Linked DNA regions of Mus musculus: region 2 is linked to region 1. Evidence: chromatin loops called from intact Hi-C (ENCODE). Cell type or tissue: heart. All regions are shown on one strand.

The links. Hi-C counts contacts between places; a loop is a spot of excess contacts. Peaks named below come from ENCODE experiments on the same cell type or tissue, not always from the same donor. Only the 100,000 strongest peaks of a DNase experiment are listed, where the experiment ranks them.
Region 2: it touches region 1 in a loop (2.2-fold over the local background); 2 of 42 quality-filtered maps call a loop at or near these places.

What each region holds. Positions count from the first base shown.
Region 1 is chr4:149,984,146-149,992,145 of GRCm38, reverse strand. H6pd (hexose-6-phosphate dehydrogenase (glucose 1-dehydrogenase)) reads left to right here. Exons shown (of 5, transcript NM_001291004.1): 4 at 7,974-8,000. Among named protein-coding and RNA genes, the nearest start is that of H6pd, 15 kb to the left of the region's middle. In heart, no CTCF peak of the experiment used is centred here; DNase peaks (open chromatin) are centred at 1,055, 1,825, 3,095 and 7,825; H3K4me3 peaks cover 1,670 bases; H3K27ac peaks cover 1,950 bases.
Region 2 is chr4:149,647,017-149,655,016 of GRCm38, reverse strand. Clstn1 (calsyntenin 1) reads right to left here. Exons shown (of 19, transcript NM_023051.5): 19 at 6,118-7,644. The coding sequence ends at 7,453. Pik3cd (phosphatidylinositol-4,5-bisphosphate 3-kinase catalytic subunit delta) reads left to right here. Exons shown (of 22, transcript NM_001164052.1): 13 at 58-201; 14 at 400-499; 15 at 614-792; 16 at 882-994; 17 at 1,132-1,210; 18 at 1,539-1,706; 19 at 2,283-2,406; 20 at 2,645-2,790; 21 at 3,120-3,252; 22 at 4,240-5,849. The coding sequence ends at 4,377. Among named protein-coding and RNA genes, the nearest start is that of Mir7023, 4.6 kb to the left of the region's middle. In heart, CTCF peaks have their summits at 611 (motif pointing right) and 4,402 (motif pointing left); DNase peaks (open chromatin) are centred at 681, 1,008, 1,632 and 4,376.

The sequences.
Region 1 (8,000 bases):
TGTGGTCCTTCACGTATTGCACACCCTCTATGGATTCTTTTTGAGGATTCTGTGGAGACTGTGACCAGGCAGACTATAGCACTACAAAGGTGCCTTTGGAAGTTACAGAGTGGAAGCTGGCAGACAGATAGACAGACAGGTGGACTTAGTGAGGCCAGCCTGTAGCAGTGAGAGCATGGGTCTGAACAGCAGCTGCTACCAGGGTGGCTGTGCCCAGAGACAGACCAGGGGCTGGCTACAAGGCTCCTGTAGCAAGTAGTTTGACTATTCCTATACCTCCAGGATGGTGCTGTCCCATGTAGTGGGAGGACAGGCAGCCAGGCCATGTGTGTGTGTGTGTGTGTGTGTGTGTCTGTCCCAAAGTGTAGCCTAGGCTGGCCTCCATCTTCCAATATAGCTCAGGTTGGCCTTGAACTCACAGAAATACTCCCGCCCTGATCCCAGACTCCCAAGTGCTGGGGTCACAAACACAAACTACCACTTATGATTCCCCTTTTCTAATGTTTGTTTTTGACCCAGCTGCCCAGCAGGACAACTGCTCTGCTGTGGTTTGGGTCTCTCTAGTCTAGGCACTGGTCCAGAGCAGCCAATAATGGGAAACTGTGCTACCAGACCCTCAGTCCCAGTAGGAGGGCCTCTGTTGCAGGCCATGTTGGCACTAGATTGAGCAAACATGACTGCTGGGCAGGCGAGTCTGGTTGGCATCCTGAGGAGTGCGCTGCAGAGGCTGCAGGCCCAGTCCTCTCCCATCTACCTGACAGGAGCTGTAGCTCTGCCCGTGCCAGCACCTGGGTGACAATGGATGAGGGCCACTCCTGTGGGCCTCAGCCTGGGCTGAGTGTTTCCAAGGCTGAATTCTGAGCCCTGCAGTCTGAATTGCAAGGGAGAAGACCAAGGTCACAAGCCATTTCCCCTCCCTCTTCCCCCACCCCTACCTGCTCGTGTTCTGCTTCTACCTAGGGGTAGATGCTGGGGCTCTAAACTGTACCCTGCATTCTGGAGAGGCAGGGGTGCTCTCTGAGCCTGTCATTTCCTGCCCCCGCCCCTGCTCTGTGGCAGCCCTGGGAAAGGGACTTTTGAACTGCAAGGTCGTTTGGCTCTTTCTCTCCCACCCCCATCCACCTGGGTGGCCGCAGTCTCTCCAGCTCCCTCCCCTCCACGGCTTCTGCTTCTGCCGCAGCCTTTGGCTCAGTGGAGCTTGCTGCAGAGGCTGCTGCAGAGGCTGGGGGCACACTGGAGGAGGAAGGAAGAAGCCATCCTTCAGGCCAGCAGCAACCCCCCCTGGCAGTGTCTGACCTGGGTTCTCCCCACAGGAGACCCGAGGTCCCTCGGTGGGGTCTTCAGACGCAGCAGCATGGGCTAAGGAAGTGACCTTGGTCACTTGCTGCATTGAAGCAATGAGTCCAGAAGACTGTGCAGACAGAGAAATCGGGTCTGTAATGACAGAGGTTCAGCAGTCTATGTTCTGGGGTTTGAACCCAAGCTTTTATCCATGTGTTCCTCAGCCTCTCCGTGCCCAGGCTCTCCAGAGTTGGCCTCCCTCACTACCCTGTACTCTGGACACTCCCTACCAATTCAGTTCCCTCTGCACAAAGAGTTGATTGGAAAATGGGAGTAGGGAAGCGGGGGAGGGGCACTCCCCGAGACTGCCCCTGGTGAGGAGTGTGCTATCCAGGCATTGGGGAAAGGCATGTTCACCCCTGGGGGTTAGGATGGCTGCCCACTGCCTCTCACCAAGGGACCCAAACAACCAGGCTCCTCCCAGGTGACACCAGCTGTCCTGGCTTCCTTCTGCCCATGTGACATAAGGTGCTGGGCACTTGCTCAGCAGAGCAGCGTCCCTTCCAAGCCATCTGCTGTGCTGTCTGCAGGGTGAGCTGGGGTAGCTGCAGCTAGCTCCATACCCAGAGCCAGGGAGAGAGAGGAGGGAGGGAGAGAGAGAGAGAGAGAGAGAGAGAGAGAGAGAGAGAGAGAGCGCCAGCCAGCCAGCAGTCAGTGTCTCCCCTCGGTTCTCACCTTCCTTATTTTTAGTGATCCCAGAAGACATTGGTAGGAACTGCAGCTAACTTTTGGTTGTTTTCTCCTCTTTGTTTTGTTAATTAATTAATTAATTAATTAATTTTTGGGTCTGGGAACCCAGGTCTCCCACAGCACAGAAACATGGGAGACGGTTACTGGCTCAGTTGGAGAGAAGTGACTCTTGGTTCAACTTGTAAAGAGTGAAAGCCGCCCTAGGCACTCTCTGGGTGATTTTCTGTGTTAAATTAGATAATGACCGTGGTTGTACTCAACAAATAGAGATTCCCTCCAAGTTCACAAAGGATGATCTTAAAATGCCTGTTCCAACCAATGCTGGCTTAGCGTGTGGTCTGTAACTGGTCTACAATACTCTTCCTGCTTTCTTAAACCTCCCATCCATATCTCCATGTATTGACAATCTGCATAATATATTTTTAACAGATCTATATTTTTGTTCAGTTCTATTTATATCACAGAATATGCAGTATAAATTCTATAACTAGGCATTTTGGCTGTTTCCAGTTTTTGCTATTTTAGGTAGTACTTTCTGAAATTTTTTTTTTGAGATCAAGTCCACATTCTGTAAAATTTATCATTTAAAGTTCGTGACTCAGTGTGTTTTAGCGCTTTTGCAATATCTACTTCTAGAACATTCATGGATCATTAACTTTTACCCCTCTTGCATATTTCTACAGTGGAGTCACTGGGCCAAAGATAACAAGCAGTTCCGAGCAGTCTTCTGTCTTTTAGATAAACAAGATAGCAGAGGGCAAAGCCACGGTCCACCCTGGACTCGCACAGCTACGAGATGAGTACACGGGGTCTTCTAGTTGGCCAAACTGCTTGCACTTCCTCTTTTCTACACTCTGAATTTTAGCTTGCAACCTTTAACCTAGAAAAGAATGTGCAAAGCCAGTAGAGACTCCCTTTAGGAAAAACAAATCAGTTCCGACAGCTGACAGGTCTTGGACTAAGTCAGCACACTGAGTATGGTGAGAGCGAGCCAGCGCCAGCACCTGGCAGTCCGCGCTGCCACTCAGCCTCTGGTCCCGCCCACTCAGCGGCTCAGCCTCTGGTCCCACCCACTCTGCCGATCAACCGCTGACCCCGCCCACCCTGCCGCTCAGCCGCTGAGCCCTGTGCACAGCCTCTTTCTCCTTCACGCGTGGCCCAGGCTACAGCCCTGGTTCTTTATAGATCAGGTTGGGAGCAAAACCCATAAATCCACGGGCTGTGCTAAATACAGGCACACTCCCAGAGCTTGAAATGAAGAAGTAAAGGAAGCACTCTCTAGTCAGCAGGTAGTAACCCCCAGGCATGCAATCTCCCCAGAATGAAGGAGTGGGTGGATAAAAATAGGAAGAGAGCCACTCGGGGATTTAGGAAATTAATGAATAGTAAGCAGATAGCGGGCTTTTAAGGACTCTGGTGCCCTCTCTCCATCAAAAATTCATCTGTTCTTAAAGCCGTAATTGTCCTCTCTTTGCTTAAATCTGCTCTAACCCATTGATTTTTATCAAGTATGGGTTTTCACATTTGAGCATCCCTGAAGCTGAGTTTGCTGTCCAGAGTACCAGGCTGAGCCAGCAGCCCGCTTCTTCCTGAAGTTATAATTAGCCACGTCGCTTCACCTCTTGCCTCCAGTGACCTTTTGGGGACTCCACCATGTGTCCCATGAGGTCTCCTCTGAATCCGATTTCAAATGGACACCATCAAGGTGTACTCACACTTTCCTCATGAAATGCCAACTGCTCGTAAAAAGAAACATTTATTTTTATTTTATGTGTATGGGTATCTTGCTTGAATGTATGTCTGTGTACCACATGAGTGCCTGGTGCCCATAGTAGTCAGAAGACAGTATCTCACCCCCTGGACCTGGAGTTACAGATGGTTGTGAGCCACCATGTGGTGTTGGGAACAGAACCCTGGTCCTCTCTGTAAGGGCAACAAATGCTGAGATAGAAATATATATATATGTACACATACACACACACATATATATATATGTCCCATATATACACATGTATACATATATATACCATATCTATATATGTGGTATATATATATATATATATATATATATATATATATATATATATACCAAATATGTGTGTGTGTGTGTGTATGCTGTCTTAGTTAGGGTTTTACTGCTGTGAAAAGACACCATGACCAAGGCAACTCTTATAAGGATAACATTCAATTGGGGCTGACTTACAGGCTCAGAGACTTAGTCCATTATCATCAAGGAAAGAACATGGCAGTGTCCAGGAAGGCATGGTGCAAGAGGAGCTGAGAGTTCTACATCTTATTCTGAGGGCTGCTAGCAGAATACTGACTTCTGGGTAGTTAAGAAGAAGGCCTTAAAGCCCACACCCACAGTGACACAGCTACTCCAACAAGGCTATGCCTCCTAATAGTTCCACTTGGGCCAAGCATATATAAATCATCACATATACCATATATATATATTTTTTTTTTCCTGAGACAGAGTCTCACTATGTAGCTCTTGCTGATCTGGAACTTTCTCTGTAGACCAGACTGGCCTTGTACATACCAAGATCTACCTGCCTCTGCCTCCCAAGTGCTGGGATTAAAGGCGTGCACCACATGCCTGGCTCTATTTCATTTTTAGTTGTACTGCATGTGTGTGTTTGTATGTATGAGTGCAGTATCAGTGTGGCCAGATGAGGGCTTCAGATGCCCTGGAGCTGGAGTTACAGGTAGTTGAGGGTGTGGGAACTGAACTCAGATCTTCTGGAAGAGTGGCAAGTGCTCTCAACCGCTGACCCATCTCTCCAGTGCCCCTCCCACACTGCCTGTTAAATTTCCCTTATTTCCTGATAGCCATCACATCTGTCCAGCGAGGCAGGTGCTGAAGACTCAGGATGCCTGCTCAGAACACGCATGCTCAGCTCACAAGTCTAAGCTAGGATCATCCCTCATTTATCTGCTTGGGATTAAATAGTAACAGGATTCCTGATAAAATAATGCTTAGGAAACAGGTGCAAGGTGAATGAGCTATGCAATAAGAAATACCAACAGTTTTTATTTCAGTTTTTTATTTTTCCCTCCTGGGAATGAGCCCAGAGCCTTAAGCATGATAAATAAGAATTCTACCAGCACACCCCACCTGAGCTCTTGCAAGTTCTGTTCTTCAAGACTTCTATCTAGTACAATTAATTAATTACTTTCTTATTTATTATGTGCATGTATGGGGTGTGCACGCCATGATACCCGTGTGGAGGTCAGATGATAACCTGTGGTAACCGGTTCCTCTTTCCTGGTTATGGGACCTGCAGACTGAACCCCAGTTGTCAGGCTTTCGAGCAAGCACGTTTCCCTACTGGCTTATCCCTGCAGCCTCCCAGCAGAGGTTTAAAGGGGCTTTAGCATCTCCCGTGTTGGGTCGCCTTGGCCTCTATTCCATTTCCTGTCCTCTGTTGCTCTCAATATTGAGGGACTTACTTCTGTTTGTATGTTTGTACACTTTTGTGTGCACGTGCGTGTCGCACACACGTGTTTACATATGTGTTCTTGTGGGGAGCCAGGTTTCTTCCTGAAACATAGTCCACATTGTTAGTCTTGAGTTAGGGTCTCAGTATGGCCAGCCAGCTATTCCTGGGGCTGGAGTGCTGTCCTTAGTGCTGGCGTTCCAGGCGTGCACCGCCACAGCCAGCGTCTGACATGGGTGTTGGGGATATGAACGCATGACCAGCAAGTTGCTGACTGAGTCATCTCCCTGGTCTTTACTGTTGTTATGTGTGTCCATCTCCTGAAACGATATGCTGTCAGATCCCAGTGAGGAGCCACACGTTGTACATCAGCTTTTTGTTTGCTTGGGTTTTTTTGTTTTTTTGTTTTTTTTGTTTTTTTGTTTTTTTGTTTTTTTTTGTGCTGCTGAGGTTGGAGACCAGGGCCATGTGGTGCCAGGCAAGGCTCTGCTGCCAAGTCCCTCCTCAGCCTTCCTTCACCTCTTCATCCTGCCTCCCTTTGCAAACTTCAGGTCTCTTTTCTATTTTGCCTCTCCCAGTTCCTCCTCATCTCTAACTACTCTCTGCTGCATTGCTAACTTCAGTGATGGCTACTTACTTTGATTCTGCTCATGGGTACCAGTTTAGAGCCTCTTTCTCCATTATTTACCTCTGTGTGTGTGCGTGTGTGTGCACTCACGTGAGTGTATGTACATGTAAGCGCTGGTACCCTCAGTAGGAGCAGCAAGTGCTCTTAACTCCTGACTCATCTCTTCAGTCCCCATAGCCTCTCCAAATAAGTTCCTCCTTGATCAAAGCAATGCTGTCTCCCTGTGACCCGTGCCAGGATGCGTGGGCATCCATTCCTTCTGCTGTCTATTGTATCAAAGTGGTAATGTGTTAGGTACCCCGTACACAACAGCTTAGTCTCCACCATGGCCCTCAGGTACAGATGTGAATGCAGCATGAAGTGGGTCAGAGAGGGCAGGTCTGTAGTATTGGAGGCCAGAGCTCCTAGGTTCTCAGGGCGCACAGGGATTAGTTAGCTACACTGTAGCACACATGGCAAAGCATTTGGTAAGTGAATGGTCTTTGTGCCGTGCTGTCAGGTTTGATGTGTGACTGAGGTGGCGACTGGGCTTGGTGTTTGCAAGTTGGGACCTCCAAGCCCATGACGAGGGTAGAGGTATATCTGAGTCCTGTGCTTTGATGCTTGTGTCTGTGTGGGAGTCAGGGATAATCAGAGCTCCTATGCTTTGGTCCTGGCCCTGGTCACACGACTCCTTCCCAGCTAGAACAGGGGCAAGCAGATACTGTCCATGTCAGACCTTCATGGTTCGAGAGTGACATATGTCAGGTGCTTGATGGTGTCCCAGGTCCCAGGTGGCAAGCTTTGGGCTTGGTGTTCCTAGACACAACCCTCACCGTCACACTGGCCCACCTGCCAGCCAGCCGTCTCCACCTGGATGTCTGCAACATTGTAACACATGCATGGTTTCCCTTCAAGCGTTTGTTCCCTGCCTGTCCTCCATCTCTGAGTGTTAGGGATGAAACTGCTCTGGACCAGTTTCAGAGTCTGCCGCTGCTCCCTCCTTTCCTTTTGCTGTTGTCACCCTCTCCTCTTTGGTTGGCAAATCCAGTCAGCTGAAAAGACTCTGACTCCCCAGCCACTGGCTCTAGCGGGAGCCTGGCCATCCCTGCCACCTCTTCCTGCCTCTACAGCCTCACAACACAGCAGGCCAGGATCCTGCTCCCCTGTGGACATCCAGGGGCTTCCCTTGGAGCCCTGGCACTGTACCTTAACCTCACCCCACAGGTTGCCAGCTCCCCTCCACCATCTCCTCTTGCTTCCCTGTCCAGCCCCAGCAGACCCTGTTTCTCCTACCCCAGGTCTCTTCATCTGCAATGCCGTTGGTCTCGAAGGAGCCTTGCATGACCCTCTGACACATCTCACAGGTTTTCCTGTCCCCTTTCCTCTTTCCTTTCCATTTTGTTGTACCTTGGCTAGGTATACTCTTGCACTGGGCCATGGGGTGGTGTTTTTAGCTCTGTTTAGCGGTAGGACATCCAAGCCAGTCAACAAAGTAGCCCTCATTAGGAGGTGGCTGTCAGAGCCAGCACCCAGCCTCTCCGGGCTGTCCTACCCGATTCTCACCTTGATCAGGTAGCTTTCCCTGCTGGCCTGTGCCCAGGGAGGGAGAAGGCAGGGCAAGGAAGCTGGCCAAGGTCCAGATATGTTTCTTCCTAGGCCTGAGACTAGGACCTCCCCAAGCACATTCCTGTAAGGCCTGACGGGATGATCAATCCCTTCTCCTAGAATACTTGTAGATGAAGGGCGGTCGGTCCAACCGTCCCCTTTCCTGTGTCATGTGAGGCTTGCTGTGGCACACCTTGTCATAGGTTCGTTAGATGGAAGAATGAGGATGCCAGGGCAGTGATGGGGTAGCATCCCGGGGACCCTCTGACGGCCCTCGTGTCACTCAGGTCGGGCCAGTTTCTATGAGGAGTATG
Region 2 (8,000 bases), 340 kb after region 1:
TCTACCTCTTACTCTGCCACCGCCCAGCTGTAGACCACCGACTTTCCTTCTCTTCAGGGACGATGAGCTCTTCCAGTACCTTCTGCAGCTGGTGCAAGTGCTCAAATATGAGTCCTACCTGGACTGCGAGCTGACCAAATTCTTGCTGGGCCGAGCCCTGGCTAACCGCAAGATCGGACACTTCCTGTTCTGGCACCTCCGGTAGTTGAACACACAACAGCCTATTCCTTGGAAATCCTATGAGGGTCACGGTGAAGTGAGAACTCAGGATTCTGAGATCTTGCTGAACTCCTGTTTCCAGCAGGCTCAGATGTCCTGATGCTCTGGGTCCCACCTAGGCTGCAGGCAGGGGGTGTGAGACCCTGACTGGCAAGACTCAGTACCATTTTTTCCCCCCAGCTCTGAGATGCACGTACCATCAGTGGCTCTGCGGTTTGGTCTCATCATGGAAGCCTACTGCAGAGGCAGCACCCACCACATGAAGGTGCTGATGAAGCAGGTAAGGCTTGGTCAGTTTCTGCTTACAAGCTTTAGAAGGCTCTCCCTGGACCATCCTCCCACCTGTGGCTGGTACCCACCACCACTTATCACCACCACCCATTATCACCACCAGGGGGAAGCACTGAGCAAGCTTAAGGCACTGAATGACTTTGTGAAGGTGAGTTCCCAGAAGACCACCAAGCCCCAAACCAAGGAGATGATGCATATGTGCATGCGCCAGGAGACCTACATGGAGGCCCTGTCCCACCTGCAGTCTCCACTCGACCCCAGCACCCTGCTGGAGGAAGTCTGGTGAGCCCCATGCCTGACCCCACCAGGGCTCCTCCCAGCCTCCCTGGCCTGCGGAGGAGCCCCTGTCGACCCTACTCTCTGGCCAGCAGTGTGGAGCAGTGCACCTTCATGGACTCCAAAATGAAGCCCCTGTGGATCATGTACAGCAGCGAGGAGGCGGGCAGTGCTGGCAACGTGGGCATCATCTTTAAGAACGGGGATGGTGAGCAGGCGGGCTAGGGAGTCTGCAGAGGCCTAACCGTCCCTGTGCCATCCTGAGGGGTGGTCCTGGGACCTAAGAACGGATACCCAGTGGGAGAAGAGAACCCACCAGACACTGGTCTCCTTCCCACACTGCAGACCTCCGCCAGGACATGCTGACTCTGCAGATGATCCAGCTCATGGACGTCCTGTGGAAGCAGGAGGGCCTGGACCTGAGGTTGGGGCCCATCCTGTAACTGTTGTGCTCTGGGTCAGCCCTTAGAACTGTGCTTTGGAAGGGGAGCCAAACTATCCTCCTCGTGTGGGTGGGAAAGGGCTGATCCCGGGAGAGACGAGGGTAGGGAGGGCAGCCAAGCATTTGTCTTGTTCCCTTCTGTATTTCCCGGCCCCTTGTGTAGAGGAAGCAGCAGCAGCTTCCCCAAACCCTGGTTATCTTGGGTACCAGGAGCCTCCGAGTCCTTCCTCCTCCTCCTCAGCCACTTGAGTGTGGCATCTCCAGGAACAGCCTTTGATCGTGACGTTCTGCTGGCCTTTCTTTCACCTAGGATGACGCCCTACGGCTGCCTCCCCACCGGGGACCGCACAGGTCTCATCGAGGTGGTCCTCCACTCGGACACCATCGCCAACATCCAGCTGAACAAAAGCAACATGGCGGCCACAGCTGCCTTCAACAAGGACGCCCTGCTCAACTGGCTCAAGTCCAAGAACCCTGGGTAGGTTTCAAGCCTTCTCCTCCTGGGAGGTGTGACGTGGGAAGGGTTGGCCTATCAGAGACAAGATGAGAGGGAAGGGCTGTGATCTACTCTGACTAGTTGGCTCTGCTGTGGGGCCGGCCTGAATCTGAATCAGCATAGCGGTTCTTGTGTGTCAGTTGCCAGTGGTTGTGTGTGATACCACTCAAAGCTTCCGACCTTAGACATCTGCTGCTGTGAATCTCGGGATACTATACATGCCTTGCTTGGGACAACTCAAGTCATCTGGGACTTCTCCCAAACCTGGAGGGTCTAAGATTGAGTCCACTGAATGCCCAGAGCCTGAAGTCAGCTATACCTCTCTTCTTGGCCTCTGCTTGTGCAGGCTGGTCCTCAGCCTTTCCCCACGGTGCGCCTAGGTGGTGGGGACAGGCTCCAGATCAGAGAGGTATTTTAGGCCTAAGCTCTGGGACTATATACTTTACATTCTGTTGAGTAAAGCACGCCAAAAGGCTAGACTCAGAGAAAGAGAGGCAGACCCCCTTCTGGTAAAGGGTTGCAGTCTGGTGTACCATGACCTCCAATCTTCCCCCTCAGGGAGGCCCTGGATCGGGCCATTGAGGAATTCACCCTCTCCTGTGCTGGCTACTGTGTGGCCACATATGTTCTGGGCATCGGTGACCGGCACAGCGACAACATCATGATCAGAGAGAGTGGGCAGGTAGGGGCGTGTGGCTGGGTGGCTTTGCTATAGGGCTGACGTCCCGTCTGGCCTGCTGGCCCCTTTGCTCTGGGTTTGGTGGCCCCGAGAACGCTGTGAGCCCTGCTGGTGTCTTCTTCGCCTGGGTCTCTCAAGGGGCATGGAAGCTCCCTGTTCTCTGCTTTCTCTTCCTCCCTGCGGCTCCCGGGGTTGGATCCCTGCTCACTCGAGGCTAAGGGCTCCACTTCGTCCCCGTCAGCTCTTCCACATTGATTTTGGCCACTTTCTGGGGAACTTCAAGACCAAGTTTGGAATCAACCGAGAGCGCGTCCCCTTCATTCTCACCTACGACTTTGTCCACGTGATCCAGCAGGGGAAGACTAACAACAGTGAGAAGTTTGAAAGGTGAGGGCTCTGCCCTTGATTATCTGTCCGGGATGCCAGGAACTCTGGGTTCAAGAACGAGGCTTGAGACGGTGGTCGGCCCTGCTCCTGCCCCCTCCCCTGGATGTTGATGGATTGGGATGAGTGACCTCCAAACCTGTTTGGCCTCCTTGGGCCATGGGGGAGGAGGTTTGTGTCTCCAGCAGGAGGCAGAGGGAGGTCATCTTGAAGAACTAGCCAACGGTGGATAACCTTCAACAACAACCTTAAGCAACAGCTCGGGGGAGGTGGGGGTGGGGTGGGAAGGTGAACACCCAGGACCTCACCTGCCCCGCCTCCCTCACCTGCAGGTTCCGCGGCTACTGTGAACGAGCCTATACCATCCTGCGGCGCCACGGGCTGCTTTTCCTCCATCTCTTCGCCCTGATGCGGGCCGCAGGTCTGCCTGAGCTTAGCTGCTCCAAAGATATCCAGTATCTCAAGGTAAGTGTCCCCGTGGGGGTCCCTTCTGCTATAAAAGCCATCAAAAGCAGCGTGGGCAGAAAAGGGTTTAATTCAACTTGTGGTCGCAGCAGTCACATCATGAAGGGGGATCAAGGGCAGGCACTGAACCAGAAGCAATGGTTTGTTCAGACTACCTTCTTTTACAACCCAGGACCACTTGCCTAGGGGATGGCACCACCCACAGTGGGCTGGACCCTTCTTTATCAGTCATTGATCCAAAAAATAAAATGCCCCAAGGGCTTAACTACAGGCAATCTGATGAAGGCGTTTCCTCAGTTGAGGAAATTTCCTTTTTCCCAGATGACTCCAGTTTGTATTAAGTTGGCAGAAAACCACCAACACAGTAGGTCAAGCCAGGGCCGAGTCAGGGCTGACCCCATGGCTGTATACTTCCTACAGCCTGCCTGGGAGGTCTGGATCCTAGTAGGGCCCCATCTGGTAGACTTTCAGGGGTACTGATGGTTGTGGGGTCCTCATGGCATCCTTGTCCTAGCAGTGGGCAGGGCCAGAGTGGTCCAGTTTGCTGGGCCTACTTATGCTGGGTGGCAGATACGTGGTAACCTTCCTTAGTCAATCCATGTGTCCCTCATAGGTGTCCACACATGCACACATGCGCGCGCGCGCGCGCGCGCACACACACACACACACACACACACACACACACACACACACGTTCCTGCTCAGTCTGTGTGAGCTAAGCTTCCTTGCACATTGTGTAAATGCTTTCATCCCACGTCCTCCATCTGTGATAACTGGAGCAGAGAGTGACAGGCCACCAGCCTAACCAGGGCATCCCCTGAAGGTCACATGACACTCTAAGGCCTCTGACATTTGAGTCAACGGGTGGACCATCTGGGTTTGGGGGTCTGAATACAGAGAGAATTTAGCATCCTATTGGGCTTCATTCTGGATTGCGTAACAGAGCAAAGTCCCTCAGTGTCACTCTGCTGTGTGTGGTTTGTCCAGGACTCTCTGGCACTGGGGAAGACGGAGGAAGAGGCGCTAAAGCACTTCCGGGTGAAGTTCAACGAAGCTCTCCGAGAAAGCTGGAAAACCAAAGTCAACTGGCTGGCGCACAATGTGTCCAAGGATAACCGACAGTAGGAGGCGCCCCCTGGTGGTCATACGGCGGTTCCCTCCTGGCTTTCAGCCCTAGAGGTAAAAGGACAGTCCTGGAGACCAGGCATGTCCAGTGGTCACCAAAGGGACCCCAGAGCCTGAACTGTCCCTCATGGGGAAGAACCACACCACTGCTTCTTGTTTACACTGGTAATTTATTTATGACTCGAAATGTTTAAGGAACAGAATAGCCATAAATGGAAGTGCATTTCTGTGCAGGGGAGGGGTGATGTCCTCATGATGTCATCCCCGGTCAGCACTGTAACAGCACCTTGAGGATCGAACCCCTAGTCTTCCAACCTGTGGGTCTTGGCCCAGCAAGGACAGTTCTTGGGGCCTTCTTCCCAGGCTCCCAGCAGGCTGCCTGGAACAAGCCTGGCGGTCACCTGGTGCCTCCATCCTCAGCTCACCTCCGGCCACCGTTGTGTGGCCTACCCAACCAAGCCTCCGGCAGCTCTTGAGGAAGCCAGGAGCTTCCCTCTAGACTCAGGCACACTTGCTCGGCACTGCTGAAGCGACCTCTTGGGTTTGGGTACGGGAACGCCCTCACCTCTCATTTGCGGGTAAGAACACGATATGTAGACTCTGTCCCTTACCCCGATGGCTGGGGTAAGGGACCTGGCCTCCACTACAGTTAGTGTATTCCAGGCCTTGAAGCACTCAGACCGGTGCCCCATTTAGCTCCGTGTGGTCACGAATCAAGACGAAGGGCCAGCCAGAATTGAAGTCCTCTTCGAAGTTCGTGTGAGGGGCACACAAGGCAGCTTTATGGACGGACAGGACTGATCTCTTCCAGAGCTGAAATCGCAGAAGGCAGCTGGGGAGCTAGGCTCGAAAAGTGTGAGCAAGGACGAGAACGGAATTCAGTGTAGTCTGGGCAGTCAGAGGAACTCGAGAAACGCAGTCTCGGCCTCCTCCCAGGGATCCAAACGCCAGCCACCCGCCCGGCTTTTAGAGAGCCCAGCTCAGGGGTCGCACATGCTTATCGTCCCACCCCAAGCACATCTCCATGTATCAGCTGCCACCTCAGGACCTGGATCTCCCGGTAGCATTCTGAGACTTTGAGAACCATCACCGCTGTCTCGCCAGCAGCCCAGAACATGGCTCAAGGAGCCCCTTCATGTTGATGAGCCCAGGGTCCAGCAGTGAGCGGTGGTGCCTCCGCAGCACCCGCTGAACCCCTAGTCTGCCCCACCAACTCTGAAATAGGAAACGTGTCTGTGTGTGTGTATGTATGTATGCCATGTTATTTATTGAAAAGAGTCTAGGTGCTCTCTGGTGTGGCTGCAGATTCTGCACAGGCTCGGCCTTTCTGGGTTGGGTGTGTACTTGGCTGGAAGACGGGTTTTTTGTTAAGTTTTTTCCTCTCATTGATGGGGGCTGAGACCAGTTTGTGCAACCTTGACACAACAGGTAAAGACAGGTGAAAAGAAATAAAAACGTTTTTATGTTCTTAAGTTCTTGGCTCAAATAACAAGGGGACTTGGGGGGATACAGTGTACTGGTTGAGCCCTTGTCTGCGAAGTGCAAAGCTTCAGGTACATTCCTTAGTACCATAAAAATTAATAATCCTTGCCCGGCATGGTGGACATCTGTAATCCCAGCACTGAGCAGGCAGAGGCAGGAGGATTGCTTTAAGTTTGAGCCCAGCCTATCTTCATAAATCCCTCAACCCCTGCCCCAACCCGTACCCAACAAACATGACAGAATGGACCCCACTCAGGCTGGAGTTAGAACCAGAACTTTATTATAACGCATACACTTTCTGACCTAGTGTCGATATACACATCTTAAAGGGGACCCTGCGGCTACTGACACGACAGTGTCCCTCTCTTCGTTAGCCTGTTTCCATCTAAGAAAGCAGCTACAGGGGACAGGACATGGGAGGGCGGCCACAGACAGCACGGCGGCATCCTTCGAACTAGCAGCAACAGCAGCGAGGACTGGATGTCCCAGCTGGAGCAGTCTAAACTCTTGACTGTGAATGAAGAGCTGTGCTGTGTGGGTGGTACCTGCTGTCTCCTATCTGCTGGGTCTTAGATCTTAGCCCAAACCCAACAGCACGCGGCATCCCATGGGGCCTCTGGGGAGGAGAGAAAAGATTGTTCTGGAGCATTGTAGCAGTTTATCTTTGGGCCTCGGGGTCTCCTTTTGGTGCTGTTGTGCAGACTTGCTCAGAACCGTGGTCTTCCAAGCGAGGAGCCTGACCGCCTGCACCTTTGCTGTCCGTTCCCAGCTACACCATTTCACCAACAGGGAGGCTCACGTTAATAAGCAGAAACCATGTGGCTGCCAGTCACAGGCGTGTACAGGAAAGGCCAGGGGCTTTGGCAACATCCTGGCTGTTCCCAGCCTCTAATGTGGTTGGAGGCTCGTGGGGCTGGCCCCCCCAGACAGCACTTGAAAGCCATGGCCCCGGCCACGTGGCTGTACGGAAACCCTAGCAAGGGTGGGCCCCAGTGACTTGGGCCTCTCCAACCTGGTTTCTTGGGAGGGAAGAGGGAGGAAGAGGCCCTCCTGGCCCCGCATTCTGACTTTACATTCCTGTCCTGGACTACTAGCACAGAGGACACACAGAATCCCAATTTATTTACAAAATATTAAAAAGTCGGTTGGCCATCTACATATTAACCCCCTCTGCTCTCCCACTTTATACATGCACTAGTTTGGGAAAAAAAAATAAAAAAACTTTTAAAAATAAGAGAAATGGTTACTGACTGCGTGGGAGTAATTTTTCACCCTCTGTCGACAAGTCCGCTCAGTGCGGCTTCTCTGGAGGTCCCAGGTGCTGGTGTCCTCTCCCTGGCCGACAGGGAACTCCAGACACACTTGGGGTCTGAGGTGCTGTGGGGCCCCTGCCCTGGGGAGGAAGCGCCAGCTTCTAGCAAAACTGCAATGGTGATGGGCGGGGAGGGTGGAGCCGGTGGTCCCACACACCAAGCACGGGAGGACTTTGAGCAGTGGGGGAAGGGTCTGCAGACCTGCTGGTCAAAATGATTTTGTACATCGTGGACCCGTGGGGCTGGGAGAGAGTCTGGAGAGCAGGCGCTGAGTGCGGGTTTAGTAGCTGAGTGTGGAGTCATCCCATTCCAGCTGTCGGGTGGCATTCTGGCCGTCTCCGGGGCCTCCTTCCTCCTCCTCACTGCTCTCAGACTCGGCACTGGTGATGTCTTCCTCTTCCTCCCCATCTTCGCTCTCCTCCTCCTCCTCCTCCTCTTCCTCCTCCTCACTGCTGTGCTGGTCCTCATATGTCTGGCAAAGAGACGACGGCGTAAATCTAGCCTGTAGCCCCATCGCCCAGTGTCTATCTACTAAAAGCCACAAAGGAAAACACAGCCAACCCCACAGTGACAGAAGGGCCTGAGTGGTACTGGGAGTCGCCTCGCCAAAGTGACCCGGCAGGTGACGCTCTCATTAGCAACATGGATACCACTCACATGGGATGGGGTGCTCAATGCAGAGGGGCGGAGCTTAGTCCTGTCATACCACGGACATCTTGGGGTAAAGAAGCCAAGAGCGTCAGTTGCCTGCCTATGCTACTCACGGAGGCCTTCAGCAAGGGCTTCCTCATCTGAAGGTGACCCCCCTAATCTAATCTCACTGACCCA